Linked DNA regions of Homo sapiens: region 1 is linked to region 2. Evidence: chromatin loops called from intact Hi-C (ENCODE). Cell type or tissue: K562. All regions are shown on one strand. Each heading gives the region's core, and the rest is flanking DNA. Links, peaks and the distances in the headings are about the cores only.

Evidence for each region. A loop is a pair of places that touch in the nucleus more often than their neighbours do. Peaks named below come from ENCODE experiments on the same cell type or tissue, not always from the same donor. Only the 100,000 strongest peaks of a DNase experiment are listed, where the experiment ranks them.
Region 1: a loop joins it to region 2, with 2.4 times the contacts of the local background. A loop is called at or near these places in 2 of 110 quality-filtered maps.

Annotation. Positions count from the first base shown.
Region 1 is chr7:7,036,394-7,052,678 of GRCh38, reverse strand. All of the region lies in intron 1 of LOC105375138 (a long non-coding RNA gene), which reads right to left. Among named protein-coding and RNA genes, the nearest start is that of MIR3683, 23 kb to the left of the region's middle. RefSeq lists enhancers at 9,863-10,363, 10,364-10,864. In K562, for the core only: no CTCF peak of the experiment used is centred there; no DNase peak of the experiment used is centred there.
Region 2 is chr7:6,985,065-7,001,349 of GRCh38, reverse strand. LOC105375138 (a long non-coding RNA gene) reads right to left here and starts at 11,109. Exons shown (of 5, transcript XR_927009.3): 1 at 11,058-11,109. It overlaps LOC107986763 (a long non-coding RNA gene), which reads left to right and starts at 13,767. Exons shown (of 3, transcript XR_001745073.1): 1 at 13,767-14,125. RefSeq lists a silencer at 9,877-10,063. In K562, for the core only: a CTCF peak has its summit at 8,983; a DNase peak (open chromatin) is centred at 10,067.

The DNA.
Region 1 (16,285 bases), core at 4,089-12,088, 52 kb before region 2:
TATTTTAAAGGATTTTCCTCTTTTTTTTTTTTTTTAAGACAGGGTCTTGCGCATGTGCCCAGGATGGAGTGTAGCAGTATGATCATAGCTCATTGTAACCTTAAACTCTTGGGCTCCAGTGATCCTCCTGCCTCAGCCTCCCAAATAGGTAAGACTACAGGCTCATGCCACCATGCCTGGATAATTTCTTTTATTTTTCATAGAGACGGAGTCTTACTATGTTGGCTGGGCTGGTCTCGAACTCTTGGGCTCATATGACCCTCCCACCTCGGCCTTCCAAAGCGTTACTGGGATTATAGGTGGGAGCCACAACACCTGGCCTATTTTAAAAGATACAAATAAGCAGCTAGAGAAGAGGTACCTAGGGTGAGGTCTGCAAGGGTCCCAAGCACAGGAGTTTCTGCCTTGTGGAGTTGGGGTGTTCCATCTTCCTGGCACATGAATAAATTCTGGTTCACCTTCCTGTCAGCCTGCATGTGTTCAGCTCTCTGAACTCTGCCCTTTTGGGTTTTTATGGAGGCTTTATTACATAGGCATGATTGATTAAACTATTGGCCATTGGTGATCAACTTGACCTTCAGCCTCTCTCCCCTCCCCGGAAGGTTGGGGGGTGGGGCTGAAAGTCCCAACCCTGTGATCATGCCTTTGTCTTTTTAGTGGCCAGTCCCATCCTCAATCTATCAGTCAACAATTGCATATGAAAAAAAAAAAAGCACTTTGGAGATTCAAAGTATTTTAAAAGTTGTATGCCAGGAAAGGGGACGGATACCAAATATATACTTCACAATATCACAGGGGCTCTTTGTCTCTCTGAAAAACAGATCCATTTGGCCAAGACCTTCACCACCCAGAATCACATTTCTTTCCTGGCTCAAAAGTACACACAACATTAACACCTCATCCTCCTCCCTTATATCTCCTCCCCTACTCCCCAGCTTCTAGCCTAAACTAGAATCTGCCCAACAACATCGGAGTCCGTATCCCTTTTCATAAGTCCTTGTAACAAATGATGAAATGTCTAGTCTGCATTCAAATTGCCAGACAAGCAGGGCATGAGAGGGCAGAGAAAAAGTGGAGGAGAAAGCTGTAGCTGGAAGCTTCCTCTGTCTCTCCTGTTCTTCGGGACCACACTCTGCTCCAGTAATTTGCAGAACCCCATAAACATTGGACTCTGCCCTCCTGGCGAGTGTACATCACCACTGTGCCCCCACATCTGGTCAGAGGAGGATGTTTGGCTGTGAGCTGGGACTAATCAGAGTAGCACAAGATGGAGGAAAGCCAGCACTTATTTTCTCACTTCCTCATAGCTTCTGTCCCTCCTCCCTCTTGCCACACTTCTAGACATGCAAGCAAATGTTTCTTCCTAGAAATGGACAACACTGACAAATGAGAGCACAGAGAAGTGTAATTCACAGGATTTTCACAATTGCACAAAACAACATTGTAAGAATACAAATTACAATGTTAGAGAAAAAAGAAACTCTAGAATCCCACCATTTTAATGTTTCCCATAAACCACAGACATTTTTCAAAAAATGGGGCTTCCAGTCCTTATATTTGCACACATATTTGTGATCAGAATATTGATCGAAGGTCCTTGCCCTGGCTGCCCATTTGAATCACTAAGAAATATGGATGTCCAGGTGTTGAGGCTCAGATATATGTACCTCTATTTTGGTTAAATTTTTATTGAAATAAACATATATTATAAATGTGAAGCTAGATAGATTTTCACAAACTGAACAAAACTGAGTGACTAGCTTTCCAGATTCAGAAACAGATTCTCACCAGCAGCTCAAGAGAGCCACTAGGGCCCCTTTCTAGCTACTGCAGCCCAGTGAAAGTTGTCAACATCCTAACTTCTAACATCATGGGTTAGTTTTGTTTGTTTTTGAAACTAAAAAAAAAAAAAATTAAAATAATATCTACTCCTGTGCTAGCTTCCTTCCCTCAATGTTATATGAGATTCACTTATATTTGTTGCAGGTAGTTGTGATTTGTTCATTTTCATTGCTTTATAGTATTTCATTGATTGAATAAACCACAATTTATTTATCCATTTCACTGTTGATGGGCACCTAGGTAGTTAACAATTGATAAATTGGAGCATATTAAAGTTAAGGAACAACAAAATTTAACAAAAGTCACCATTAAAGAGAGGGATATGTGAAGAAAAATATTCTCAATACACATATAAAAAATAAAAGACCTGTACCCCAGTGAGAGGGAATGAATATATAGACAGGAATCCTATGTATTAACCAGTAAAACACAGCTCAATTTTAAAAATACTTGGCACACCTCAGAGAAAATATGCAAATACTCAATAAATATATGCTCAACTTCATTTATGGCTCAGGAAATAAAAATTAAAATATCCACTGGAGTGGTTAAAATTAAAAAGATATAAAATACCAAGCAATGGTATTGAATATGGAACAATGGGGATTCTCATATTGCATTGGTGTGAGTGTTAATTTGTACAACCATTTTGGAAAACTCTTTGGTGATATCTATGAAAGCTCATCACATGCATATCCTGATTTAGCAATTCTATTCTCAGATATACACTTCACAGAGATGCATACATATGTGCCCCAAAAGATAGGTACTATATAAGATGTTCTTAGTACTACATTTGTAATGGCCCCAAACAGCTCTTTATGTTTAAGATGCTCTACAGGTGATTCTTAGGACCAATCAGGGCTGGAAACTATGACAATAAATATACTTTTAACAGAATTTTAAGTTAAAATTGCATTTTATGTGCTGACTTAATAGGGAAATTATAAGCCTTTACCTTTCTCCTTTGTAAGAGACAAAGCCTTAATAATAGTTATGGCTAAAATGTATTTATCTATAAAATACTAAGGTTTTTTGTTATTTGTTGAAATACTAAATGTTTTCAAGATCATTTCTATTTTTTATGTGGTAGAATCTTAAGAAGTATTTGGCTTTGATGATAGGATCTAATATGGGAAGAGGTTAAAGTCAGGAAAAAGTAGTAATAATTCCTTAGTAATAAATCTGTACAGTAGTACAATATAACTTGGTCCTCAGCTACATCCTGAAATTTAAAAAAAGAGACTGAAAATGATTTCCCCTCCCAGTGAAGCCATCAGTTTCAGGCAGCATTACCAGGCCATCAAAAGAGGATGGGTTAATTTCTCACTAGAGAGGTCTTGGGTAGGATTCAGTCTCTCTGCTAGGTGTCTAATTCTTTAATTGTCCCAACACTTGAAATGGCCCTGGGAGGTGGTTCTTTTACTTCCATTTGACAGGTAAAGGAGTTGAGGCTCAGGGAGGCAAGGCCACCTGTAGGAAGGTCACACAGCCTGCAGGTGACAGAGCCAGATACTCCCTAGGAGATGGGTATTTCTGGTGCTGACAATAGAGGAACAGGCAACAGGTGTTTATTTAGGGCTTTCTATTTGTGGGGAACTGGGCTAAGCACTGGCTTATGACAAGGGGTTCCAAGAGGAGTGGAGACCAGGGAGTTGGTATAAGGCAAGATTTTCATTTTGAGAGACGAGGCTATTTTTTGGAAATATTTTCGAATATTAAAAAAAAGGGCAAGAGCTGATTCACTCTTTCTGTTGTGGTTGGGAGCTTGACAGGAGAAGATATTCAATGACAGCTTTGAATAGTTGTATTAGTCCATTTTCATATTGCTATAAAGAACTACCCAAGACTGGATAGTTTATAAAGGAAAGAGGTATAATTGACTCACAGTTCAGCATTGCTGGGGAAGCCTCAGGAAACACAATCACAGCAGAAAGTGAAGGGAAAGCAAGACACCTTCTTCATAAGGTGGCAGGAAGAAGGGTTGAGCAAAGGGGGAAGAGCCCCATTGGATTTCATGAGAACTCACATAGTATCAGGAGAACAGCATTGGGGAAGCTGCCCCCCGTGATTCAATTACCTCCACCTGGTCTCTCCCTTGACATGTGGGGATTTTGGGGATTAAAATTCAAGATGAGATTTGAGTGGCCTAAGCATATCAATGGTACTCTGCAAAATTGGGATAAACACTGAGGTTGAGGTTATAAACTAGGTGGCGGGTAGTTTGAGAAAATGGAAAATCTCTTTGCTCTCTAACAGATAGCTAGTACTGTTTGGCAGGAAGTGTATTTCAAAAGACAAATTAGGACCAATGTGGCAAATGAGGTTAAAGATGATTCTTGAAATGGAACTGTAGTCAGATTGTCCAGGAGCATTTGAGATAAAGTGTAGTGTGGTAGACGTAGGCTGACTAGGCTTATTCTTATCCAGAAGATGGGCGTCAAGGGTAGTGTTGAGTCGAAGAGACTGGGTCAGGGCTACAAACTGATAGCAGTGGCCTTGGATGCAGATTGTACCTTTGCTTGTGCTGACAAATCCTTCTCAGCTCCCCACTCCACTTTAATCAAACTCCCGGAACTGCTTCAAGATGCCCTGGTTCTCAGGTAGATACTTAGGGAAGGTGTGTCTTTCTTTTTTCTGCACTGGGGCATGACGAGAGAGACATCTAACTCTGCAGTTGTACTGGGCTGGTGTACTGGGCCATCAAGGCGCTACTGAGCCCAGGTGTAATGAATCTAATCTCAAAGGAAATAGAAAGCTGTGGAGGGCCACCACTAAATTATGGCCAGTTACTACTATTTCTTGAATACCTGTCCTGCCCTGGACACTACAGTTTATACTTTACAGGAACATTACCTCACCTCTACACCTTACAGCAAATTTTCAGTGTGAGTATTTTAATTCCATTTAACAGTTGGGGCACTTAGGATAAGAGAGGTAAAGATTCTTGCTTAGAGTCCTACAACTTGTAAATGGCTGAGGCTTGGTTTTAACTTGATTTGTGTGATTCTAAAGATAGTGTCCTCTCCACCACTTGGCCTGGTAGGGAAAGCTGGAGAAATGTGTCCAAACATGTGGTCTACACACCAGGCCTGGAATCTAGCTGACTGGAATGAGCGAATGGATCTCAATCATGCATTCTCAATGAGGGTTGTATTGCCCACAGGGAGCGGCCAAAAATTCTTAGGTCTCATTTAATGGTTTGTAGTCCTACAAAGGTCAAGAGTTCATAACCATATATATCGTATATCTGTGGTATTGACATTTTATACGGAGGGTGTGATCAGGAAAAAAAAAAGTCTAAAAAGGCTCCTTAGGGAGGTCATGATAGTTAAAAGGTTGACAGTCACTGCTTTTTAGTTGCATATCAGGCATAGGAGGGTACTGTGGCTAAATTTCAACCTGCCCCCTTGATGAACTAGTCTCTAACTGGGCAGGGCAGGGCTGAGTTTTGCTTAATTTTACCAGAAGAAAGCCTGCTGTACACTGGGAAAAAAATAGTGTTTCTCACATATTCTGATCTGTTCCTAGTGCGCACCATCATTATGTCATTCTTTCATCTATAAAAGTCTGCCCTGAAGGTCCTGTCAGGCAATCTTGAGCGGGCTGGCTGCAGATTACCAGGTCCAGAAGGTTGGGTAAAGGGTGGAAAATATAGTTGCTAGTAATGATGAACAAGGGTGGTTTAGGTAGAGGGGAGCAATGTTTTTCCCTTCTAGGCTCTGGCTGCTCAGAGTATAGTCCTCGGGAGGCAGCACCAGCACCACCTGGGAGCTTGTTAGAAATGCAGCATATCGGGATCCACTCAGCCTTAATGGGTCTCCTGGACAACATGCATATCAAACGGCAACAGCATATCAAAAATAGATCATGCAGGAACAAGAGAGGAAGTAGAAAGCCTACTAAAGAGGCTGTCCAGGAGAAAGTGTAGTTCAGAGACCCGTTAAGTTAAATTTTGAGAAGTACAGCTCTAGGCCAGGGGTGTTCAGTCTTGGCTAAGTTAGAATCTCCTGGACATATTAGACAATATAAGATTCCTAGGCCCTACTTGAAACAACTTAGATCAAGCACTGGCTTGGGAAGGTACTTGCAGGTATGGTTTTATATTGAGTGACCTGATTTATGGTTTGCATAGATCCCTCTGCTACAGAGGATAATTTGTGAGTGGGTGTGGAAGGCAGGCAGGGCCAGGAATGAAAGCAAGGAGACCACGGAGACCTTCCATACAGGCTGTATTAGGCAGAGCAAAACTGCATCAATGTTTTCTTTCTTTTTTTTTTTTTTTCAAGACAGTGTCTCACTCTGTTGCCCAAGCTGGAGTGCAGTGGCATGATCTAGACTCACTGCAACTTCTGCCACCTGGGTCCAAGTGATTCTCTTGCCTCAGCCTCCCACGTAGCTGGGATTACAGGCATGCACCACCACAATGGGCTAATTTTTGTATTTTTAGTAGAGACAGAATTTCATCATGTTGGCCAGGCTGGTCTCAAACTCCTGACCTCAGGTGATCAACCCACCTCGGCCTCCCAAAGTGCTGGGATTACAGGCGTGAGCCACTATGCCTGGCCAGTGTTTTGTTTGTTTTTTTTTTAACTCATACTTCCGGGCTTTCCTTTGAGGCAGGAAAAAGATTCCAATTTCATCTCACACACCGTAGCTTCCCTCCTCACTGGGACTCTCTGTGATGCTCAGGAGTGTTGTGAGTAGTTGACATTTTAAGAAGAGTACTTGGCAACAGCATATCAAAAAAGATTATGCAGGAACAAGGGAGGAAGTAGAAAGCTACAGTAAACAGGCTGTCCAGGAGAGAGATGGTGGTGGCTTTACTAGGGAAGGTAGTAGAAGAGAAGAAGGAGAGAGGAGAAGGGAATGGATTTGTTATTGATTTTTACATGGCAGTTGTGGATGGATTGGATTTGGTAAATGAAAGAAGATTAACTTTTTTTAAAACAACATTTTATTTCAGTTTGTTAATACGGTTAATTATATTCTTCCTATTTTTAATCCAGATTACTTTATCTCTCTTGCAATTATGTAATGTTTTGGATAATTAACATTGCAGAACTCTAGGGGAGACTGAATATTGTCCCTGTGTATTAACATTAAGCTCATATCACTCTTCAATCTGTGTTATGACTTTTTTATTGCCCAGTGTGACTTTAGTCTAGGTCCTCCTGAATTACTGCAAAGTATGATGATGTTGGTTCACTTTCTGTTGTTGTAACTCGGTGGTCACAGGTCTTTTGAGAAAAGCAGGATTTCTTAACCTTAGCACTTTCAGCATTTCAGGCAAGATAATTCTTTGTTGTAGTGGGGTTGTCCTGTGCTTTGTAGGATATTTAGTATCCCTGGATTCTATCTATTAGATGTCAGTAGCATGCTCCTAGTCGTGACAACCAAAAATGTCTGCAGACATTGGCAAATATCTTCTTGGGGGCAAATTGCCCTGGGTTGAGACACCGCCAACTAGGGCTAGGGCTAGAGTGTACATATTTGGTCTCATAGAAGCAATCCTCAAAGAGACGCTGTCTTCCTTTCTTTCAAAATCTTTGCATCTTAAGTCTGAAAATTGGTTGAGGTTCCACAATTCCTTATTGTGCTAATGCAGGTATGGCGTCGGTTCACCAGACTGTTTGTGAATCAAGTAGGACATTAATGGAGTGCAATGGACTGAATGTTTACATTCCGCCAAATTCATTTGTTGAAACCCTAACCCCCAAGGTGATGGCTTTAGGAGATGAGGTCTTTGGGAAGTGATTAGGTCATGAGGGCCAAGCCCTCATGAATGGGAATAGTGGCCTTATAAAAGAGACTTCAGAGAGATTCTTGCCTCTTCCACCACGTGAGGACATGGCCAGAATGTGCTGTCTATGAGGAAGTGGACCTCACCAGACACCAGATCTGCTGGTACCTTGATCTTGCACTTCCAAGGCTTAACAAATGTGAAAAATAAATTTCTGTTGTTTGTAAGCTACCCAGTATATAGTATTTTGCTATAGCAGCCTGAATGACTAAGGCATATGATAATTACCTGTTTCAGTTCTAGGGATACCATGATCAACTATTAAGTGGAATGTTAAAGATCTCTATCTGGCTGTGTGCAGTGGCTCATGCCTGTAATCCCAGTACTTTGGGAGGCCCAGGTGGGAGGACTGCTTGAAGCCAGGGATTCAAGATCGGCCTGGGCAACAAAGTGAGGCCCTGTCTCTACAAAACAAACAACAAAAATTAGCCAGGTATGGTGGTACACACCTGTGGTCCCAGCTACCTTCCTCATCTTTTGTGATCAAATGCCAGCAATTGGCGCATTCTCCCTGGGATCTCATCACTTCCACTGAAGTCACAGACCCCAGTTAGAAGGTAGCATTTCCCCCTCTCATTTAGAACCTTTAGAGAACAGCTACCACAAAGATCTTTCTTTCCCAATGTATTTTGGAAAGCTGAAATGAAAGATGTATCCTCTGAACCATTCTGAGGAACTTAGCCAGTATCTGAACAGGTACTTACTCACTTCAGCTTATCAATCTCCCTAGGCCTTTAGTTCCCTTTAGTAGTATACCAAGAAGGTAAGAAACATCAAATTAATTTAGTGCCCGTTAGTTAATGCAGTTTCTTCATAGCGTCGATAGTCTTTGCAATTTGGTATGTTTTTGCAGTGGCTACTACCGGTTGTTCCTTTCCATGTTTAGTGCTTCCTTCAGGAGCTCTTGTAAGGCAGGCCTGGTGGTGATAAAATCTCTCAGCGTTTGTCTGTCTGTAAAGCATTTTATTTCTCCTTTGCTTATGAAGCTTAGTTTGGCTGGATATGAAATTCTGGGTTGAAAATTCTTTTCTTTAAGAATGTTGAATATTGGCCCCCACTCTCTTCTGGCTTGTAGGGTTTCTGCAGAGAGATCCACTGTTTGTCTGATGGGCTTCCCTTTGTGGGTAACCCGACCTTTCTCTCTGGCTGCCCTTAGCATTTTTTCCTACATTTCAACCTTGGGGAATCTCACAATTATGTGTCTTGGGGTTGTTCTTCTCGAGGAGTAACTTGGTGGCGTTCTCTGTATTTCCTGAATTTTAATGTTGGTGTGTCTTGCTAGGCTGGCGAAGTTCTCCTGGATAATATCCTGAAGAGTGTTTTCCAACTTGGTTCCATTCTCCCCATCACTTTCAGGTACACCAAACAAAAGTATATTTGGTCTTTTCACATAGTCTCATATTTCTTGGACGGTTTGTTCGTTCCTTTTCATTCTTTTTTCTCTAATCTTGTCTTCTCGCTTTTTTTCATTAAGTTCATCTTCAATCTCTGATATACTTTCTTCTGCTTGATTGATTCAGCTATTGATACTTGTGTATGCTTCATGAAGTTCTTGTGCTGTGTTTTTCAGCTCCATCAGGTCGTTTATATTCTTCTTTAAACTGGTTATTCTAGTTAGCAATTCATGTAACCTTTTGTCAATGTTCTTAGCTTCTTTGCATTGGGTTAGAACATGCCTCTTTAGCTTGAAGGAGTTTGTTGTTTGTTATTACCCACCTTCTGAAGCCTACTTCTGTCAATCTGTCAAACTCATTCTCTGTCCAGTTTTGTTCCCTTGCTGGCAAGGAGTTGTGATCCTTTGGAGGAGAAGAGGCACTCTGGTTTTTGGAATTTTCAGCCTTTTTGTGCTGGTTTCTCCCCATTTTTGTGGATTTGTCTACCTTTGGTCTTTAATGTTGGTGACCTTGGGATGAGGTCTCTGAGTGGACGTTCTTTTTGTTGATGTTGATGCTATTCCTTTCTGCTTATTAGTTTTCCTTCTAACAGTCAGGCCCCTCTGCTGCAGGTTTGCTAGAGTTTGCTGGAGGTCTACTCCAGACCATTTGCCTGCGTATCACCAGCAGAGGCTGCAGAACAGCAAAGATTGCTGTCTGTTCCTTCCTCTGGAAGCTTTGTCCCAGAGGGGCACCTGCCAGATGCCACCCAGAGCTCTCCTGTATGAGATGTCTGTCAGCCTTTACTGGGAGGTGTCTCCCAGTCAGGATACATGGGGGTCAGGGACACACTTGAGGAGGCAGTCTGACCCTTATCAGAGCTTGAACACTGTGCTGGGAGATCTGCTGCTCTCTTCAGAGCTATCAGGCAGGGACATTTAAGTCTGATGAAGCTGCACCCACAGCCGCCCCTTCCCGCAGGTGTTCTGTCCTAGGGAGATGGGGTTTTATCTATAGGTCCCTGACTGGGGCTGCTGTCTTTTTTTCAGAGATGCCCTGCCCAGAGAGGAGGAATCTAGAGAGGCAGTCTGGCTGCAGCAGCCTTGCTGAGCTGCGGTGGGTTCCACCCAGTTCAAACTTCCTGACGGCTTTGTTTACAATGTGAGGGTAAAACTGCCTACTCAAGCCTCAGCAATGGCAGACGCCCCTCCCACCACCAAGCTCTACCATCCCAGGGCAACCTCAGACTGCTGTGCCGGCAGCAAGAATTTCAAGCCAGTGGATCTTAGCTTGCTGGCTCTGTGGGGGTGGGATCCACTGGGCAAGACCACTCGGCTCCCTGGCTTCAGCCCCCTTTCCAGGGGAGTGAACAGTTCTATCTCACTAGGGTTCCAGGTGCCGCTGGGATATGAACAAAAAAAATCCTGGAGCTAGCTCAGTGTCTGCCCAAATGGCTGCCCAGTTTTATGCTTGAAACCCAGGGCCCTGGTGGCCTAGGAACCGGAGGGAGTCTCCTGGTCTGTGGGTTGTGAAAACCATGGGAAAAGTGCAGTATCTGGGCTGGAGTTCACCGTTCCTCCCAGCCCAGTCCCTCATGGCTTCCCTTGGCTATGGGAGGGAAATCCCCCGACCCCTTGTGCTTCCCAGGTGAGGTGACGCACCACCTTGCTTCTGCTTGCCCTCCACATGGGCTGCACCCACTGTCCAACCAATCCCAATGAGATGAACCGGGTACCTCAATTGGAAATGCAGAAATCACCTGCCTTCTGTGTCGATCTCACTGGGAGCTGCAGACCAGAGCTCTTCCTATTCGGCCATCTTGCCAGCAAATGTATTCTCTGTTTTGCACAATTTTGAGATATTCGTAATTAGAGAGGCTATCCACGAATCTCAAAAATTACAGAGATGCTGCCCTCAGCTTTCCCTCTGAACCTACCATGTGTTGTTTTGCTTCTCTTGATATTTTATTGCTGTTAGCTGTCAGTGGCTCCAGGAAGAGTGGGGATCAGGGAACTGTTATAACAGGAACTTATTGGAGGGAACTATGCCATTTTGCATAGGATAGGCTGGTGTGGTGCACCAGCCATATCCGAGTACTGCTGGTTGAGAGCCCTCCATTCACTGCTTTCAGCTGAGGACTTTTCTTGTCTAACGTTACACTCCTTAACCAACGACTGATTGATGCAGAGTCATAAAGGCCTAGCTATATAATCCCAACTTGGGACAACTTTAAGGGCTCTTTCAGCTTCAGAGCTCCAATGGGGTTGGATGACATGTTCATTGACACGTTATAATCCAACCTCTCCCTGCTCTATCCTGGCCCTTTCCCTTCCATAGCTGTTGACCTAAAGAGTACTCCCAAATAAAACTCCTTTATGTTAATTGCTTTCTCAAAGTCTGCTTCTGGGAGAATGCAACCTGCAACAAAGGCAGTGATTGCCACAGGAAAATGCCATTTGGCTTGGGTAGGTGCAAAAGCTATGATGTCTTAGCAGGTATACAAAAAGAGTCCCTTCTGTCTGAGTATTTCGGGCATTGCAAAGCAGGGCTACTTGGAATAATGTCCTCCTACGTGGAAAAAGCATGTGAATTGAAGATTGGGGTGCAGACAGCTGGACAGTACATAAATACAAAAATGTTCTTTGATAAATAAGATTGTAATAGATGGCCTTGCTTTTAGGAAGAACTTTCGGGACACAATATAGGTTGAAGGTGGCAGGAAATGTATCTAAAATAAAGGCCAACTGGGCACAGTGGTTCAGGGCTATAATCCTAGCACTTTGGGAATTGAGGGCAGGACAATTCCTTGAGAACAGAGGTCAAGACCAGCCTTTGCAACATGGGACCCTGCCACTACAAAAATTAAAAAATTAACTGGGTGTGGTGGTGTATCTCTGCAGTCCTAGTTACTTAGGAAGCTGAGTGTGGAGGGTTGCTTGAGTCCAGGGTTTGAGGCTGCAGTGAGCCATAATCCCACTACTGCACTCCAGCCTGGGCAACAGAGTAAGATCCTATCTCTAAAAAAATAAAATAAAATAAAATAGAAGCCATAGTCAGGTTTTTCCAAAGACATTTTAGATTGCAAGGCTAAAGTAGACCCTTTGGCCACCTAGGCTTGTCCTTTCCCTGTAGGTAGATGTCAAAGTCAATATCCAGCTAGAGAGACTAATTGGGAATATCTGTGTCACCAAAGTTCCCTGCAGATTCGGTTCAGATATCCAATGGACAGTGCTATGGTTTGAATGTGTCCCACCAAAATGCATGTGTAAGAAACTTAATCCCCAATACAACAGTATTGGGAAGTGGAGGCTAATGGGAAGTGTTTGATCAAAAGGGTTCTACCCTTATGAATGGACTAATGTCACCATAAAAAAGGGCTTATGGGAGTGGGCTCTCTGTCTCTCTGTCTCACTCTCTCTCTTTCCCTCTCTTCTGCTCTTCTCATGTGAAGACATGGTGTCCCTTTCCTCTGGAGGATACAGTATTCAAGGTGCCATCTTGGAAGCAGATAAACCAGGCTATAATCTACTGGTACCTTGATCTTAAACTTCCTAGCCTCCAAAAATGTGAGAAAATAAATTTCCATTCTTTATAAATTACCCAGTCTCAAGTGTTCTGTTACAGCAGCACAAAATAGACTAAGACAGATAATATTTTTGGTAGATTGAATTATTAGCTTCAATTCTTCACTCCTCTCTTTATCCACACATTTTCTTGTGGAAAGAGTGAAATTCCCCATCCCTTAACATTGGGCTTGGCCATGTGACTTGCTTTGAGCAATAGGATATTAGCACTTTCATCCACTTGAAATATCCTTGCACAGTGGGGTTAATCATCTTGCGTATCTGTTATCATTTTGAGGGACATGCCATGGTAAGCCTAGTGATCAAAGAGGATAAAAGTTACACAGAGGGCTGGCCATGGAGTCTCACACCTGTAATCCCAACACTATAGGAGGCTGAGGCAGGCGAATTGCTTGAGCCCAGGAGTTCAAGACCAGCCTGGGCAACAAGGCAAAACCCTGTCTCTACAAAAACTACAAAAATTAGCCAGGCACGGTGGTGCATGCCTGTAGTCCCAGCTACTCGGGATGGCTGAGGTAGGAGGGTTACTTGCATAGTGGTGCATGCCTGTAGTCCCAACTACTCAGGGTGGCTGAGGTCGGAGGGTTGCTTGAGCCTGCATGTTGAGACTACAATAAGCTGTGATTGCATCACTGCATTTCAGTTTGGGTGACAGAGTGAGACCCCGAAAAAAAAAAAAAAAAGCCTTATACAGCTGACTGAGACCTGCAATCCAAGGCAGAGCCACCTCCATTGACCCAAAAACTCATGAGTAGAACAAATGTGTTGTTGCATAAAATTTTGCAACTCTTTATTCCACAGCAAAAATCAACCAACACAGTAGGGTCTGCTGGGGAAGCATCTCCATTTTGCTGCTTCCTGTTCCTTTACTTGTTTTGATAAAGCTCTCAGCCTTCCTAATACCTAGAATTCCCTCTAGATGTTCTCTACAGAAAGAATGTCTTTCTGCTTCTTCCATGAGGACCAGGTAGTGGTAAAGTTCTTACTTGAAAGATATCTGGGTTAATAGCAACCTTTTCACCTGGTGTCTGCATTTCCAGATTGGGCATCTTTCAGATAGTGTTGGCCACTGGGCACTTAGCAAATGGAGAAGTGCACGTACTTGAAATGATGAATTAAAGTAGATTTATTAAATGCTAGCATTTATTGTTATTTCTGCATCTGCTGAAATTCCAAAACCAAGATGTTGGCAAGGCTGCTTTTCTTTTCAGAAGCTTTAGGAGAGAATCTATACCCCCATCTTTTGAAGCTTCTAGAAGTTACCCACATTACTCAGCTCATGGCCCACTTTCATCTTGAAAGCCAGCAGAGTGTCATCTTCAAATCTCTCTTCTCACCTGGCCTCTACCTCCCTCTTACTCACTTAAAAGACCCTTGTCATTACATTGGGCACACTTGAATAATCCAGGACACTCTTCTAATCTTAAAGTCAGTTGATTAGCAACCTTCATTTTATCCTCAATCTTATTTTTCCTTGCTGTATAACATAACATATTCACAAATTCTGGGAATTTAGATGAACATCTTTGGGTGGGCCATTATTCGACATTCTACATATACTTAAAGGCAGCTTTGGTTGCTAATAATTCTTGATTCTAGTTCCCTAGCAAGTAGGGGCAGGGGTGGGCCATTGGTACCCAGATACTCTTGAGACACATGAGGCTTTCTGTGATTTTGCAAGCCTAGATTTTGAAATCTAATGCTGGGCCTGTTCATGTTGGTCAGAATTGTGCACAGATAATTCTGTCTTCAGCTTCTATAGGCTAAACTTATGGCTGGAGATCAAGCACACATCTTTCTCTTCTCATGGGCATTTTTGTTTCAGTTATTAGGGCAGGGAAGTTCTCAATTCTTCTGCTCCTTCCATTGCTTTATCTACCTCAACTCACTGAGACCACATTTTCTTCCATTCCTCTATATGCTTCCATTCTATTAATGATTTATTTTTCCTTAACCTTTCCAGTCTAAACTTACATTCTGTGACATCAGTGATATTCATCCCATACCTTTTTTTCTTCCTTGTTCTTTTTTACTTCTAGCATTGCTCTAATCAACCCCAATTCTGGATCAACCAATCTTTTGCTTGTTGTGTGTGGTATTGTGAAAAAAGACCCTAGCCTCAGAATTTTAAATAAAACATTTTTGTACATGAAAACCATATTGCAAGATGGAAGGAGGATAATGGCCACAAACCAGCAAGAGGCTAAAGAAAATATCACTCCTAGTTCCTTAGCACCTCAAAATGATGGGTTTTCATTATATATATTCTGTAACCTAATTTCCTCTTGGAAAGTACTCCATAGTCAGCCAATAAGAAGGGCTATTTCCATCACTGCTGACTAATGTTGGCAACTTTTTGTGAACTAGAAAAAAAGCACCCCTTCCTCAAGACACTGTACTGCCACATGCTAGAAAATTGTTATAGTTTTACATCATAAATCAATACAAATTTGTGTAAATCTATACAAATTTATGATGATTATGATGTGATGAGCAACCTCTGACATGCTACTTCAACTCACTCAACGAATAGAGACCACATTAGCCTCCATTTTCCCATATTCTTCCCATTACTTACATTCTTGTTTCCTTTTCTTTCTTTTTAAACTTATATAGGCATTTATGGTCTATCACAACATGTACTATAAATGGAAATCTTGGGTCTTGTGACACACTGGGATTTTGTGATATGTGGGAATGGGTCAGACTGGTGAAGGTCATACCTTGTGGTCTTAAGTTGGCAAATTGGAAGAAGATTGTTTAAAGGCGACTACCTGCAGTTGAAAGAAGTTATATTAATTATCCAATAAAATATTTAAGATTTAAGGAGAATTCACAATATTTGCCTAGGAAAGTAAAACACTAACACACAATGCAGGAGTCTCAGTGTTTATTCTGAAAGGCAGTAGAATAAGGAAACCTTGAGATTTACCTGTTAGGATATATGACAACAAGTTCTGTTTATTATGGAAACTGTTTTTCTTCTTCATCAGCTTCCACTCCCTTGTAGATTTTAACCCAAATATCTATACCCATATATTTATGGGTCTTTCTAGGGGGTGTAATGATTGACTACCACTTTCAGTGACACTTACCAGAGACATATGTGATTAGAAGCAGAGAAGAAGGATCCTTCCACTGGGGTATTGGCTCAGTGGTTTTACCAGTACATACCCAGGTCATAATGTTATTTGTTTGAGTCTCCTTGAGAATCTTAGAGGTACCTTGAGATCTTCACTCAGTTTGGCGGAGATACCACAAGGCATATTATCTTTGTTCTTTAAGCTAAAAATGCCACATATTTTTAGATATGTGGGAGGATGTCATGGTTACAAAAGCTGAGGAGCTGAAATTTCCCACAATCTCCAGTATTATAACTCAATTTTTTGGGTAACAATATTATTGAGATATAATTCATATACCATAAAATCCACCTATTAAAGTCAATTCAGTGCTTTTTACTTGATTCATAGAATTGTGCAACCATCACCACAGACAATCTTAGAATATTTTCATCACCTCAAAAAGAAATTCTGTACCTGTTAAGTAACTAATTTCTAATCCCACCCCAGCCCACTACCGCCACCAACCCTAGGCAATCACTAATCTCATTTCTGTCTCTATTGATTTGCCTATTCTGAGCATTATAGCTCCATTTAACAAAAAAATTTTTATAAACCAAT
Region 2 (16,285 bases), core at 5,221-13,220:
CTTCCCTCAGTCCTGCTCTTGTTTATTCTTCTTGCTATCTTAAGAGGAAATTCCTGCCTCTTCCTTGGCTTTTCCCACTTGGTCTACGTACTGGTTTCTGTTGTTCTTAGAGACACACTGAGACGTTTCACATCTCACTGCCACTTCTTGGAAGGGCTCTCTCTACCTGGTCTGCCTGCTAAGCAACCTCTTGGGGAGACACGGGCACTCCTGAGTTATCGAACTTGAGCTGTTTGGTGTTGGCATGTTAATTTATCTTCTTACACCACTTACCACTTCCTTAACGTCAAAAGATAAGAATAATTATTATTTTCCATGGTTGATGTGAAGAGTACAAATAACTTATACAAAATGCATTGCAGTTAGGAGATAATAAATGGCAGTGAATGCCCTTATTAATGTTATTCTATCAGTCTCAGCTGAGGTACCATCTGCTCTGTGAGCTCGACTCTGAATCATATCTATTTCTTCCCGGGGTTCATTGTGCTCTATTCTTAAATGCTTTAAAACAGTAATTATTCTGATTCTAATTAGTGGTCCTTCCCAGTAAAATTTGAATTTTTTAGATCTCTTTCCCCCACCCCTGCCCCAGCCTTAGCAGTATTTTCTTATGTCTTTTTTGTGTGTACAGGCTAAATCACTGGTCTTCTTTTATTTGTGGCTAAAAAAATGTTTTGCTGGAAGAGTAAAGAGTTCCCATTTCCATGAGATCTATAGTTTTACAAAATGAATATATACATAATCCATGTAACTATTTCAATTTTAAAACAATTTTTAAATTTTTAGATAAAATTTAATTTGTGCCCATGTGTATGTGTGTGAGACCAGAGATGGGAGTGGGGGGAGAATCTCACTATGTTGAGCAGGCTGGTCTTGAACTCCTGGCCTCAAGCCACCCTCTTGCCTTGGCCTCCCAAAGTGCTGGAATTACAGGCGTGAACCATGCACCCAGACTCACTTTTTGTTTTAACAGATCCTAGAGTGAGAAAGCAAGTAGCATTGTGATAGAGTAGCTGGATAGGGAGCAGTTCCTGGAATCTGAAGAAAAGGAGGTGTGGAAAGGGTCAGTTGACAGAAGCTGTGGCCTTCAGGAGACAAGCTTTGAGGTAAGAGAGCTGGGGGGCTAAATGTCCTGTGGTCTCGCCCTGTCTCCACTTGCCTTGTGATATTCTATTATCCTGTTAAGTACTTGATGTCTGTCACCCACACCTATTCGTATACTGCCTCCCCTTTTGAAACTCCCTAATAAAAACTTGCTGGTTTTTGTGGCTTGTGGGGCATCACGGATCCTACCAATGTGTGATGTCTCCCCCGGACGCCCAGCTTTAAAATTTCTCTCTTTTGTACTCTGTCCTTTTATTTCTCAAGCCAGTTGACGCTTAGGAAAGTAGAAAAGAACCTACATGATTATCGGGGCAGGTCCCCCAATAGTGTTGGGTGGTGGTAATGCAATGATGAAGATGGCAGGCATGCCTCTGCCCTCCAGGAGTTTCTAGGATACACAGGGGGACAAACAAAAAATAAGTAAATCCATGAAAGAAGTATAGGTGGAACCTGCCCCCAATATTTCAATGTAGGTTCTTTCTATTTTCTATAAGTGTCAGGCAGCTGAGAAATAAAGAGAGACACTACAAAGAAAGGAATTTTACAGCTGGGCTGCTGGGGGTGACATTACACATCAGTAGGACCATGATGCCCCCTGAGTCTCAGATGAGCAAGTTTTTATTAAGGGCTTCAAAAGGGGAGGGGGTGTAAGAATGGGGAATAGGTACAAAGGTCACATGCTTCAAATGGTACAAAGCAGAACTACTACTAAGGGTCTAACAAAGATCACGTGCTTCTGAGGGAACAGGACAAAGGGCAAAAGCAGAACTACTGAGAAGTGTCCAGCAAAGATCACAAAGCAAAGGACAAAAGCAGAACCACTGATAAGGGTCTATGTTCATTCACGCATGTATTGTCTTGATAAACATCTTAAACAACAGAAAACAGGGTTCAAGAGCAGAGAACCAGTCTGACCACAGATATATCAGGGCGGAGTTTTTCTCCACCCTAGTAAGCCTTTGGGTACTGCAGGAGACCAGGGTGTATCTCAGTCCTTATCTTAACCGCATAAGACAGACATTCCCAGAGCAGCCATTTATAGACCTTCCCCCAGGAATTCATTCCTTTCCCAGGGTATTACTATTAATATTCCTTGCTAGGAAAAGAATTTAGTGATATCTCTCCTACCTGCATATCCGTTTATAGACTCTCTGCAAGAAGAAACATATGGCTCTTTTTGCCCAACCCTGCAGGCAGTCAGACCTTATGGTTGTCTTCCTTTGTTCCCTAAAAATTGCTGTTCTCTTCTTTTTCAAGGTGCACTGATTTCATATTGTTGAAACACACATGTTTTACAATCAATTTGTACAGTTAACACAATTATCACAGTGGTCCTGCGGTGATGTACATCCTTAGCTTATGAATATAACAGAATTAAGAGACTAAAGACAGGCATAAGAAATTATAAAAGTATTATTTGGGAACTGATAAATGTCCATGAAATCTTCACCATTTATGTTCCTCTGCCATGGCTCCAGCCAGTCCCTCTCCATTTGGGGTCCCTGACTTCCCACAACAAGAAACAATAAGAGGTTAAGGTGGAGAAGAGCAGGGAAGTCCACTTTATAAAGGGGTCAGGAAAGAGCTGTCTGTGGAAGCACCATTTTAGCTGAGACCTAAAGGATGGTCTAATCTGGGGAGGTGCAGAGGAAAATCATTCCAGGCTGAAGCAGCAAGTGCAAAGGCCCTGTTGTGGAAAAAGGTTTGAAAGTCCAAGAAAACAAAAGGAGGCCATAGTGGCTGAAATAGAGTAGGCCAAGGGCAGGAGATAGGAGAGGGCTGGAGAGGTGGCAGGAACAGGCAGAAGACTCGGGGTCTCGATTTTATTCTATGTACCATGGGCAGGAAAGGCAGGGATGAGACTCAATGGACACCTTAAGATCACTGAAGCTGCCAGGTAGGAAATGGATTGCTGAGCATGGAGAGCAGGTGCAGAGTACCAGTTAAGACCAGTTAGGAGGCTGCTGCTGTAGCCCAGCTGAGATACTGGTGTCCTAGGCAAAGATAATGACAGTGAAGCTAGAGAGAGTGGACAAGTTGGATAAAGTTTAGAATCACAGGACTTGCTGACTGGAGAAGAGGGCAAAAGCAGAGTTAGCACAACACATGAGTTATGACCACCTTGAGCAGCTCAGCAGGGGGTGGTGCCATTTACAGAAGAGAGATGGCATGGACAGAGCCCATGGAGAAGGAGGAGGAAAAAGAGAGTTTGGCTTTGGGTTTTTTTTAAGACAGGGTCTCTGGCTGTGTCACCCAGGCTGGAGTGCATTGGTGCCATCATAGCTCTTTGCAGCCTCAAACTCCTGGGCTCAATTGATCCTCCTGCCTCAGCCTGCCATGTAGCAGGACTACAGATCCTACAGATGCACATCACCATGCCTAGCTTTTTGTTTTTGTTGTTTTTTTTTTTTTTTTTGTAGATAGGGAGTCTCACTGTGTTTTCCAGGCTGGCTTCAAACTCCTGGCCTCAAGTAATCCTCCCACCTCAGCCTCCCATAGCACTGGGATTACAGCCATCACCTACCACACCAAGCCATGAGTTTGGCTTTGGATGTAACAAGGTTGAGGTGTTCATGAGTTGACAAGTGGAAAAAACAAGAAAGAAGTTGAGTGTTTAAGACTGCTGTTTCAAGGAGAATTCTAGCCTCAGGACAAAAGTTCAGGACTCATCAGCTGAGAAATGGCACTGAAAATTATGTAAATGGATAAGCTCAGCTAGTAAACAAGTCCAGAGAGAGCAGAAAGTCCAGAGATAGCAGCACTGGGCTATGCACCTGGCCTAATGCCGCCCCGCTCCTCCCAATCCCTGTGTTATGCTGGAGAGGGTCCAGCCTCTGGTGAGTTTCACCAAACCCCCACATCTCTTTCTTCTGAGACCTTCTCTAAAATCCCCTCTTTTATACTTAGTGAAATGGGATGCTCTTTTTCCTATCCAGCTTAAGCAAAAACTTTTGACTATGAGAAGAATGAGGATGCATTTAGTATCTGTTCTGCATGGCTAATTCCATCAAAGATTTCTCATTATTCATGCCTGGCAGTCTCATTTTCTTCTTTTGCCTCTAAGAGCACAGTCGTAGCCTTAATTACTGAACTTTTCACTCTTCTAATACCAGCGATTTCCCCCATCTCAGTTCTCAGGAAGTTCTGTTCGCAGAATTATCTCCTGAATCCTCACCTGGAGATAGAAATTGCTCTCTGTGGCCATTTCTTCCCCCTCTAATTCTTATAAAAAAACTCAGTGATCTCTGTGCATCAAATATTAAACTGAAGCTCAACAGATCATGATTCTGGCTTGTCTCTCTCTCCAGCCTGTGGGTTAACAGGTTTGCAACATTTGCAGAGAAGACACCAAATTCTCAGGAGGGCAGAGTTTCCAAAGGTACTGGTCACTCTTGCTCTCTTTCTCCTGCTCAAAATTCAGCACTAGAGAGTGTTACACCATTGCACCTGCAGAGGAGTTCATCTGACTCTAGGGACTACAGAGGAGAGAGATGGACAAACTAACAGGCATTCAGAAAATGACTACCACAATGGGGAAGAAAATGAAAGTCAAACCAAATAAGCAATGGTCAAAAAAAAAAAAAAATCTAGAGGGCAGCTGCAGTGGCTCACACGTGTAATCCCAGCACTTTGGGAGGCTGAGGCAGCTGGATCACTTGATATCAGGAGTTCGAGACCAGCCTGGACAACAGAGTGAAATCACATCTCTACTAAAAATACAAAAATTAGCCAGGTGTGGTGGTGGGCACCTGTAATCCCAGCATTTTGGGAGGCTGAGGTGGGTGGATCACCTGATGTCAGGAGTTTGAGACCAGCCTGGCCAACATGGTGAAACCCTATTTCTATTAAAAAATACAAGAATTAGCCAGGTGTGGTGGCAGGTGCCTCTAATCCCAGCTACTTGGGAGGCTGAGGCAGTAGAATTGCTTGAACCCAGGAGGCAGAGGTTGCGGTGAGCAAAGATTGCACCACTGCACTCCAGCCTGGGCAACAGTGAGACTTTGTCTCAAAACAAACAAACAAAAAAAACAACAACAACCTAGAGATGTCCGTCCAGGCTGAAGAGAATATTCCAGAGCAGAGGTTGGGACACTATGGCCCATGGGCCAAATCTGACCTGCTTGCACATGTGTTTGTCAATAAAGTTTTACTGAAACACAGCCATGCACATTTGCTGCATATTGTCTATGGCTGCTGGATTTGGCTGTTCTCTCATGCTATAAAGAAATACCTGAGGCTGGGTAATATATAAAGAAAAGAGGTTTAATTGGCTCACAGTTTTGTAGGCTATACAGGGAGCATGACACTGACATCTGCTGAGCTTCTGTGGAGGCCTCAGGAAACTTACAATGATGGCAGAAGGTGAAGCGGGAGCAAGAGAGTAAGGAGGGAGGTGCTACACACTCGTAAACAACCCGATCTTGCCGGAACTCACTCACTATTGCAAGGACAGGACCAAAAGGATGACACTAAATCATTCATGAGAAATCCACCCCCATGATCCAATCTCTTCCCACCAGGCCCCACCTCTAACACTGGGGACAGCTTTTATCTTGGCTTTTTCACTGGCAGCCCCTTCCTCAAGGACTTAACTTGTGTAAGCTGACTCTTAGCAGATCTAAGAATGCAATTAACTGATAAGATACTGTGGGGCAAGCAATATCCGCAGTTCCCAGGAATTTGTCCGATTGATAATGCCTAAAGCCCCATGTCTATCACTTTGTAATAGTCTTAAAGCCCTTAGACCTAGAACTGTTTACTTTCCTGTAACAATTTATCCTTTTAACTTTTTTGCCTACTTTACTTCTGTAAAATTCTTTTAACTAGACCCATTTCCCCTTTCTAAACTGAAGTATAAAAGAAAATCTAGCCCCTTCTTCAGGGCCAAGAGAACTTTAAGAGTTAGCCATTTCTTGACCTCCAGCTAAATAAGCAGACTCTTAATTCATGTGAAAGTGTGGCATTTTCTCTAACTCATTCAAGTACAACATTTGGAGGCCCCAGCGAGAAACGCCACGAGGCGAGAACCGGGCTCGCTCCGGGCTCCCCCGGAAGGACGGCCGGCTTGTTGCGGGGTGCCACCTACAAAAAAATTTTCAGGTCCTCGAAAGGTGACCGTCTTCCAGAGGAGAGCGGATCGACTACCTTGTGGGTGCCCATAAAAATTCCACCTCTGAGTCCTCGACTTCTGACCCTGAGGTCAGGTAGGTCAGATTTGACTTCAGTTCTAGTAAGAGGGAAGCGGCCCTGATGAGGGTGTCCCTCTTTTGACTCTGCCTGTTTCTCTAGGACGCTAGAAGGTAGAGCCCTGGTTTTCTGTTAGGCTCCTCTGTGTCTCTTTCTAGGAGGGAAGTGGCCCTGACAGGGGCCCTCCCTTGACTCAGTCCACATCCCAGGATGCTGGAGGACTGAGTCCTGGTTTCTGGCAGACCGGTCACTCTCTCTCTCTCTTTTTGTATCTCTCATCTTTCTCTTGTTCAAGTTTCTTGAAGAATCTCCAAGAAAGAAAAAAAAAAAACTGTTATATACTCTGTGTGAATAATGAATGAATGAGGGAGGACAAGGGTTTGCGCTTGTCCTCCAGTTTGTAGCTCCACGGCGAAAGCTACGGAGTTCAAGTGGGCCCTCACCTGCGGTTCCGTGGCGACCTCATAAGGCTTAAGGCAGCATCAGGCGTACCTTGATCTGAGCCGGAAGTTTATACCGGCCTGCCAATGCTAAGAGGAGCCCAAGTCCCCTCAAGGGGAGTGGCCAGGCAGGCATCTGACTGATCCCATCACAGGAAACCCTCCCCTTGTCTGTCTAAAAAAAAAAAAAAAAAAGGAAAAACTGTCATAACTGTTTACATGCCCTAAAGTCAACTGTTTGTTTTATATTGATTGTTCTGTTCAGCGTCTATTGTCTTGTTAGTAGTTGTCAAAGTTTTGCATGTCAAGACGTTGGTATTGCCCAAGACCTCTAAGTAAAAACTTCTTCAAAGTCCTTAGTGCTGATTTTTTGTCACAGGAGGTTAAATTTCTCATCAATCTTTTAGGCTGGCCACCACAGTCCTGTCTTTTCTGCCAGAAGCAAGTCAAGTGTTGTTACAAGAACAAGTGTGAAAAATATTCGCCTGATTAAGATTTCTAGCACCAAGAAAGTTGTTAAGTATTTAGATCATCATACTCCACGTCCAAGTGATTAGACGTCCTCTAAACTAAACCAGTAATGAGTTCAAAACAGCCACCCTGCAGATTTCCTTGCTCACCTCTCTTGTCATTCTGTAACTTTTCCTGTGCCCTGAAATAGAGCACTGTGTAAAGAAATGTACGCCCGTACTGCTTTACTTCATTGAGATTCTTACTCTGTTCCTCTGTGGCTACTCTTCCATCTTAAAAATGATCCGAGTAGTCCTTTTCCACCTTGTCCCTGCCCCGTATCCCGCACATCTCGTTTTCCGGTGCCACAGCAAGTTTACCGTCTCCAGGACTTGGCTCTGCTCTCACTCCTTAAACCCTTAAGAGAAAAAGCTAAGTTTAAGCTATTTGCGTTTAAGTTATAAAGACACCAAAAGTATTTAAAGTGCAGATCTAGAAGAAGAAGAAGAACGCCTAGATCAAACTGACCCAGAAGATCTCAGGCTGGCTCTAGTCCTCCTCCCTCAGTCTTAAAGCTACAGCAATGTAGCAAGTAGTATTAGCTGTTGTAAGTTTTTCTGCTCTTTCTAGTCATATTGATTCTGTTCTTTCACTACTCCAGTCCCCCAAGAAATAAGTTTCTCTGTCCATGCTAAGTTTAATATCTATGCTCAAATCTTATTAAATTGCCTTCAAAAAAAAAAAAAAGAAACACTTCCTCCCAGCCTTGTAAAGTTAAAGCCCTCTCCAATGTATGCTGCAGAATTTTCCTCTCAGTTTCTCAGATTATAAAGTCCGCCTTAAAAAAGGCAAGCTCTAGACACTCTGCAAAATAAAATGGCCAAAGTTTAAAGTCAAGTGGCCCCCTGAAGGGTCATTGAACCTCACAATTGTTCAAGCTGTGTGGCAGGTTGTTACTGAAACTCCTAGCCACCCTGATCAGTTTCCCTACATTGATCAAGAGCTAAGTTTAGTCAGGATCCACTCTCCATGGCTCCGTTCATGCGCCATTCATAATTCTACCTCCAAGGTCCTCCTAAGCCAGACCACGTTTTCGCCTCGACCCTCAGCCGGTTCAGCTCCCCCTGTACTGCCTCCCTCTGAAGAAGAGGGGAGTCTCCCTCACCCAGTCCCACCGCCTTACTACCAACCTTCTCCCTTAAAGTTATCCCATGTCTGCTCGACGACGTCCCCTGTAGGCTCGCCACCCATTGCCTCTCAATCATGACCGTGGCAGGAAGAAGTAGCCCCTCTCCTACCACTGAGAGAGGCACAAGTCCCTCCAGGTGATGAGCGCTCAGCACCCTTCTTAGTTTATGTCCCTTTTTCTACTTCTGACTTATGTAATTCGAAAACCCATAATCCTCCCTTCTCTGAAAAGCCCCAGGCTTTGACCTCTCTGACAGAGTCTGTACTCCAGACTCACCCGCCCACCTAAGATGATTGCCGACAGCTCCTTTTAACCCTTTTCACCTCTGAAAAGAAAGAACGTATCCAAAAAGAAGCCAAAAAGTACTTCCTCACATCAGCCAACGGACCGGAAGAAGAAGCTAGAGACCCCCTTGAGGAGGTCTTTCCCTCTACCCGGCCTAACCAGCACCCAAATTCCTCAAGTAGAAAGGGAGCTTTAGGTGATTTTCACCGGTATCTCCTCGCAAGTATTAAAAGAGCCGCTCAGAAACCCATAAACTTGTCTAAGACAAGCGAAGTTGTCCAAAGGCCCGATAAGTCACCAAGAACGTTTTTAGAGCGCCTCCAGGAGGCTTATTGGATTTACATCCCTTTTGACCCGGCAGCTCCCGAAAATAGCCGTGCTCTTCATTTAGCATTTGTGGCTCTGGCAGCCCCAGATATTAAAAAGAAACTCCAAAAACTAAAAAGATTTGCTAGAATAAATATCAGTCAGCTTTTAGAAATAGCCCAAGAAGTTTTTGACAATCAAAAGTTTAAAAAACAAAAACAAGCTACACTGGCAGCTGAAAAGGCCGCTGATAAAGCATTCAAAAGACAAACAAAAATCTTAGTGGCAGCTATCCAAGAAGTACAGAATGAAATAGCCCGTTAATTTAGCATTAACTGAAGCCCCTGCTTTAGCCCTCCCTAATATCTCCATAAAAGCCAAGGAGTTGCTAAAAACGTGTTTACTCAGACTCTAAGACCCTAAAGACGCCCAGTGGCCTATTTGTCTAAGAGGCTAGATCCTGTGGCCTCTAGATGGCCAAGTTGTCTGCGAGCCGTAGCGGCTACAGCAAGCCTGGCCCAAGAAGACGATAAATTAACTCTAAGCCAAAATTTAACCCTTACAGCTCCTCACGCCATAAAGACCTTACTACGAAGTGCTTCTGGCAAATAGATGTCAAATGCTCGCATCTTGCAGTATCGAAGTTTACTGTTAGATCAGCCTCGTTTGACTTTCTCTCCCACAAAGTGTTTAAATCCAGCTACAGTACTTCCTGACTCAGACTCCACTATTCCTGCTCATGACTGTCAAGAACTGTTAGAAACTATCGAAACTGGCCGATGTGATCTTCAAGGTGTGCCCCTAGAAAAGGCAGGTACCGCCGTGTTCAGAGACAGTAGCAGCTTCCTCAAGCAGGAAGTATGAAAAGTCAGTGCAGCTGTTACCACGGAGACACATGTGTTGTAAGCTCAAGCTTTACCAGCGAACACCTCAGCCCAAAAGGCTGAATTGATAGCCCTCACTCAGGCTCTCTGATAAAGTAAGAATAAACGTATTAACATTTACACTGACAGCAAGTACGCCTTTGCTACTGTGTATGTACGTAAAGCCATCTACCAGGAAAGCAGGCTACTCACCTCAGCAGGTAGCTGTGATCCACTGCAAAGGACATCAAAAAGAAAACACACCCGTTGCCCATAGTAACCAGAAACGTGATTCAGCAGCTCAGGTCTCAGCGCGACTTTCAGTCACGCCTCTAAACTTGCTGCCCACAGTCTCCTTTCCACAGCCAGATCTGCCTGACAATCCCGTATACTCAACAACAACAACAACAAAAAAAACTGGCTTCGGATCTCAGAGCCAATAAAAATCAGGAAAGTTAGTAGATTCTTCCAGACTTTAGAATCTTCATACCCTGAACTCTTAAAGAAACTTTAATCAGTTACCTACAGTCTACCACCCATTTAAGAAGAGCAAATCTACCTTAGCTCCTCCAGAGCCATTTTAAGATCCCCCATCTTCAAAGCCTAACAGATTAAGCAGCTCTCCAGTGCACAACCTGCGCCCAAGTAAATGCCAAACAAAGTCCTAAACCCAGCCCAGGCCACTGTCTCTGAAAAAACTCACCAAGAAAAAAGTAAGAAATTGACTTTAGAGAAGTCAAACCACACCAGGCTAAGTACAAATACCTTCTAGTACTGGTAGACACCTTCTCCAGATAGACTAAGGCATTTGCTACCGAAAACGAAACCACCAACACAGTAGTTAAATTTTTACTCAATGAAATCATCCCTCAATATAGGCTGCCTGCTGCCATAAAGTCTGATAATAGACCAACCTTCACCTCGCCTATAGCTCAGTCAGTCAGTAAGGCCTTAAACATTCAACAGAAGCTCCATTGTGCCTATCAACCCCAGAGTTCCAGGCAAGTAGAACGCAAGAACCACACCCTAAAAAACACTCTTACAAAATTAATCTTAAAAAAAAGTGTAAATTAAGTAAGTCTCCTTCCTTTAGCCCTACTTAAAGTAAGGTGCACCCCTTACCAGGCTAGTTTCTCACCTTTTGAAATCATGTATAAGAAGGAACCCCCTATCTTGCCTAAGCTAAGAGATGCCAAATTAGCAGAAATATCACAAAATAATTTATTACAGTACCTATAGTCTCTCCAACAGGTACAAGATATTATCCTGCCACTTGTTCCAGGAGCCCATCCCAATCCAATTCCTGACCAAAGTCCAGCCATTCGTTCCAGCCATGAGACCTAGTGTTTGTTAAAAATTTCCAGAAAGAAAGACTCACTCCTGCTTAGAAAAGACCTCACACCGTCATCCTCACAACGCCAATGGCTCTGAAAGTAGACGGCATTCCTGCTTACATTCATCACTCCCGCATCAAAAAGGCCAACAGAGCCCAACTAAAAACATAAGTCCCCAGGCCTAAGTTAGGCCCCTTAAAACTGCACCTAAGTCAGGTGAACCCATTAGATTCATTCTTTTTATCTGCCTCACTTATTTGTTTTTGCCCTTTACGTCCTCTGTGCCTTCCTACTCCTTTCTCCTCACCTCTTTCACAACAGGACTTGTATTTGCAAACACCACTTAGAAGGCCAGTACCTCCAAGGAAGTCTCCTTTGCAGTTGACTTATTTGTACTTTTCCCAAAGCCAGCCCATACCCATGAAAAGCAACACAATCTGCCAGTCCCAGGAGCAGCAAGGGTCGACCTTTCAGCAAGATTCAGACACTCCAAGAGCCAAACTAAGTGTAGAAGCTCCAAAAGTGCAGAAAAAAGACTCCAAAATATTGACTTTTACCTCTGTCCTAGAAATCACCCTGATGCTAGCTGTCAAGATACTTATCAGTTTTCCTGTCCTGATTAGACATGTGTAACTTTAGCCACCTACTCTAAAAGATCAACCAGATCTTCAACTCTTTCCATAAGTCCTGCTTCTCATCCTAAATTATGTACTAGAAAAAATTGTAATCCTCTTACTGTAACTGTCCATGACCTTAACTCAACTCAATAGTATCATGGCATGTCATGAAGATTAAGATTTTACATCCCAGGATTTAATGTTAAGTCTATGTTCACCATCCAAAAAAACCATAGTCTCATAAAGCCCACCCAAGTCAATCAGGCCTTTAACTGATCTAAGTAACCCTATGTTCCAGAAACACCCTGACAAAGTTGATTTAACTGTTCCTCCACCATTCTTAGTCATAAAAGATACACTCCAGAAAGTGCAAGAAAATCTAGATAAGCGCCAACAAGAACAAGAAAATAACATCCGCTAGTATCAAAGCATGTTCAACTAGAACCCAGAGCTAACTATTCTAATTACTAAGTTAGCCAGACCCCCTCCCCATCCTAGTATTAAGTCTAATTTTTGGACCTTGTATATTAAATTAGTTTCTTAATTTTGTAAAACAACGCATAGCTTCTGTCAAACTTATGTATCTTAAGACTCAATATAACCCCCTTGTTATAACTGAAGAATCAACGATTTGACTCCCCAAAAACACAAGTGAGGAATGTAATGCCCAACCTTGTTTTTACTAACCCTGTTCTTAGACTCTCCCTTTCTTTTAATCACCTAGCCTTGTTTCAACCTGAACTGACTCTCCCTTAGCTAAGAGAGCCAGACAGACTCCATCTTGGCTCTTTCACTGGCAGCCCCTTCCTCAAGGACTTAACTTGTGCAAGCTGACTCCCAGCACATCCAAGAATGCAATTAACTGATAAGATACTGTGGCGAGCAATATCCGCAGTTCCCAGGAATTCGTCCAATTGATAACGCCCAAAGCCCCGCATCTGTCACCTCATAATAGTCTAAAAGCCCCTAGACCTAGAACTGTTTACTTTCCTGTAACAATTTATCCTTTTAACTTTTTTGTCTACTTCTGTAAAATTCCTACTTTTGTAAAAAATCCCCCTCCCCTTTCTAAACCAAAGTATAAAAGAAAATCTAGCCCCTTCTTCGAGGCCGAGAGAACTTTAAATGTTAGCCATTTCTTAGCCACCGGCTAAATGAACAGACTCTTAATTCGTCTCAAAGTGTGGCATTTTCTCTAACTCGTTCAACTACAACACATCCGGCAGGCACGTAATCCACTCTAAAATGCCATCCTGGGGTAGTGAAGATGATGTTGCTGGAAATATCCTTAAATAGCATGTGGATGAGTTCCCCCAGACGCATACATGTTGAGCTAAGTACTTTGCTGATGAAGGGTACAAGTTGAAGGGGTTTTGAAAGGCAGAGTGAGGTTCCTCAGAAGGCTGTTGCTACAGAAAGCCAGGAGGAGAAATTACATGGCCAGATAGAGTGGCATGACCATTGGATAAGGGCTTTTTGTTTGTTTTTGAGATGGAGTTTTACTCTTGTTGCCCAGGCTGGAGTGCAATGGCACGATCTCAGCTCACTGCAACCTACGCCTCCCAGGTTCAAGCGATTCTCCTTCCTCAGCCTCCCTAGTAGCTGGGATTACAGGCATGTGCCACCACGCCCGGCTAATTGTGTATTTTTCATAGAGATGGGGTTTCTCCATGTTGGTCAGGCTGGTCTTGAACTCCCGACCTCAGGTGATCCGCCCGCCTTGGCCTCCCAAAGCGCTGGGATTACAGGCGTGAGTCACCGTGCCCAGCCTGGATGAGGGTCTTTAGCAAAGATGGAAGTTTTGGTACCTTGCAGTTTAATCTCTTCATTTATGTCCTCCTGAAATCTTCAGGAATAGCACTATTTTGTCAATACTTCTGGGGTCGTACTTAGGGAGACTTAAAGGAGATGTGATGTGGCAGCCTTTGACTCAAGGGAGTATCATACTAGCTCAAAGAGATCTGGGTACATGCCAGTTGAACCAACTCTTTTGAGGATGTGGTAGATCCTGGGAGGCCACTCTGATCCTGCCAACCTTGAGGCCAGATGAGTCTTTGAAAAACATGGTTTGGCTTAACACCAGCACTTAGTCTAACACCCACCATGAATCTTGCTGAAGTGAAGCTATACAAATACCTTTTCAAAAGATTTTTTTTCATTCCAGATCCTTCTTAGAAATTCCTAAGGCTCAATGTTGTGTGGAAGATTCTGAGAAAGAAAATAGTTTCCGATCTTTGGGATTCCCCTGAGATGGTCCAATCTGCAAAAAGTTCATTGCCATTTCCATCAAGGACACTGAGAACAAGAGTCTTATCCGCATTGAATCCTGGGAATTGAGAAGCTTCAGCAGGTGGGAAATGCACCCTCCACAGGCTCAAACCCTTGTGGGCTGTTTCAGTTACCTATTGCACCTAAAATTAGAAACTTTAAACCACCTCAAGTCATTATTGCTCATGACCCTGTGAGTTGCATGGGGACTTCCTGGCTGTTTTAACCGGGGCTCATTTGTGTGGCTACCTGCAGCTGGAGGGCCAGCTGGGTGGAACATCCAGGACGACCTCATGCATGTGCCTGGCAGTTGGTGCTGGCTGTCAGCTGGGGAAACTTGTTTTCCTCCATGTGGCCCCTCGCCCTGCAGAACCCCTCTCCAAATGGCCCTTTAAGCAGGATAGCCAAGGTTTGCTTGGTGCCAGCATCCAAGAGGGCAAAAATATAGAAACTAGGAGAGGGCTCTCAAGGCCTAAGACTATATGCACCCCAAAAATCTGAGGTCTCAGTTAATTGAGAAAGTTTATTTTGCCAAGGTTGAGGACGCACGCCTGACACAGCCTCAGGAGGTCCTGACAATATGTGCCTAAGGTGGTGGGGACACAGCTTGGTTTGATACATTTTAGAGAGACATGAGACATCAATCAATATGTGTAAGATGTACATTGGTTCAGTCTGGAAAGTCGGGACAAGTCCAGGTGAAGGTGATGGTGAGACAAGGGGTAGGGGCTTCCAGGTCATAGGTAGTTAAGAGACAAATGGTTGCATTCTTTTGAGTTCCTGATTAGCCTCTCCAAATGAGGCAATCAGATATACATTTATCTCAGTGAGCAAAGGGGTAACTGAATAGAATGGGAGGCAGGTTTCCCCTAAGCAGTTCCCAGCTTGACTTTTCTCTTTAGCTTAGTAACTTTTTTTTGTTGGGGGGGACAGAGTCTCGCTCTGTTGCGCAGGCTGGAGTGCAGTGGTACCATCTCGGCTTACTGCAACCTCCAACTCCAGTGTTCAAGCAATTTCCCTGCCTCAGCATCCCAAGTAGCTGGGATTACAGGCGCCTGCCACCACGCCTGGCTAATTTTCATATATTTTAGTAGAGACGGGGTTTTGTCATGTTGGCCAGGCTGGTCTTGAACTCCTGACCTCAGGTGATCTGCCCGCCTCAGCTTCCCAAAGTGCTGGGAACTCCTGACCTCAGGTGATCCGCCTGCCTCAGCTTCCCAAAAGTGCTGGGATTACAGGTGTGAGCCACCGAGCCCAGCCTAGCTTAGTGATCTTGGGGACCCAAGGTTTATTTTCCTTTCACGGCTAGAAGTTGGTCACCATCACTTTGGCAGCATTCCACTGGCCAAAGCAAGTCATAGGCAGCCCAGATTTATGTAGAGAAATATAAACTCTACCTCTTAAAGGAAAGATTGGTTCGATTACACTGCACGAGCATTTGCAGAAAGTTGTACCCATCTTTGGAAACTACCATACACACACACACACACACACACACACACACACACAACTTTACATGTAACCCTCCCTTGAGGTGCATCTACTTCCAGGCAGAACCAAAACTTGACAGTACTCGACAGAAGAAAAGTAGGGTCCCAAATGCCAGTTCTCTTCTTACTCAACTTCAGCCTCATTATAAGCAGATTCTAACAGTTTATGTGTCTTGAGAAACATTTTAGTTAATCTTTGGAATTTAAGAATTTGAATTCATAGCAGTAGCCTGTGCATAGAAAATACGCATATTTTAAGTTTTTCCTTTCTGATAAATCATGCTGTGGGAACCACAATGTAACTTTTTTTTTTTTTTTGAGACCGAGTCTCACTCTGTTGCCCAGGCTGGAGGGCAGTGGCATGATCTCAGCTCACTGCAACCTCCGCCTTCTGGGTTCAAGTGATTCTCCTGCCTCAGCTTCCTGAGTAGCTGGGATTACAGGCACACAAGACGGGGTTTCACCATGTTGGTCATGTTGGTCTCGAACTCCTGACCTCTGATCTGCCCACCTCAGCCTCCCAAAGTGCTGGGATTATAGGCGTGAGCCACCCGCTTACTTATACTATAACTGTATATTGAAAGTTTCTCTTTTTTCAAAAATAATTAACAGGTTTAACAGAATGTATCTCCTGATCTATTCCTTTCACTGCAGACATCTATTGCCTTTTCAGCCTAGCAGCCCTCCCCTCTATAGAGACTCACACTTCCTACTCCAGTCACGTGGCTCTCATAGGGGCTGCCATATTCTTA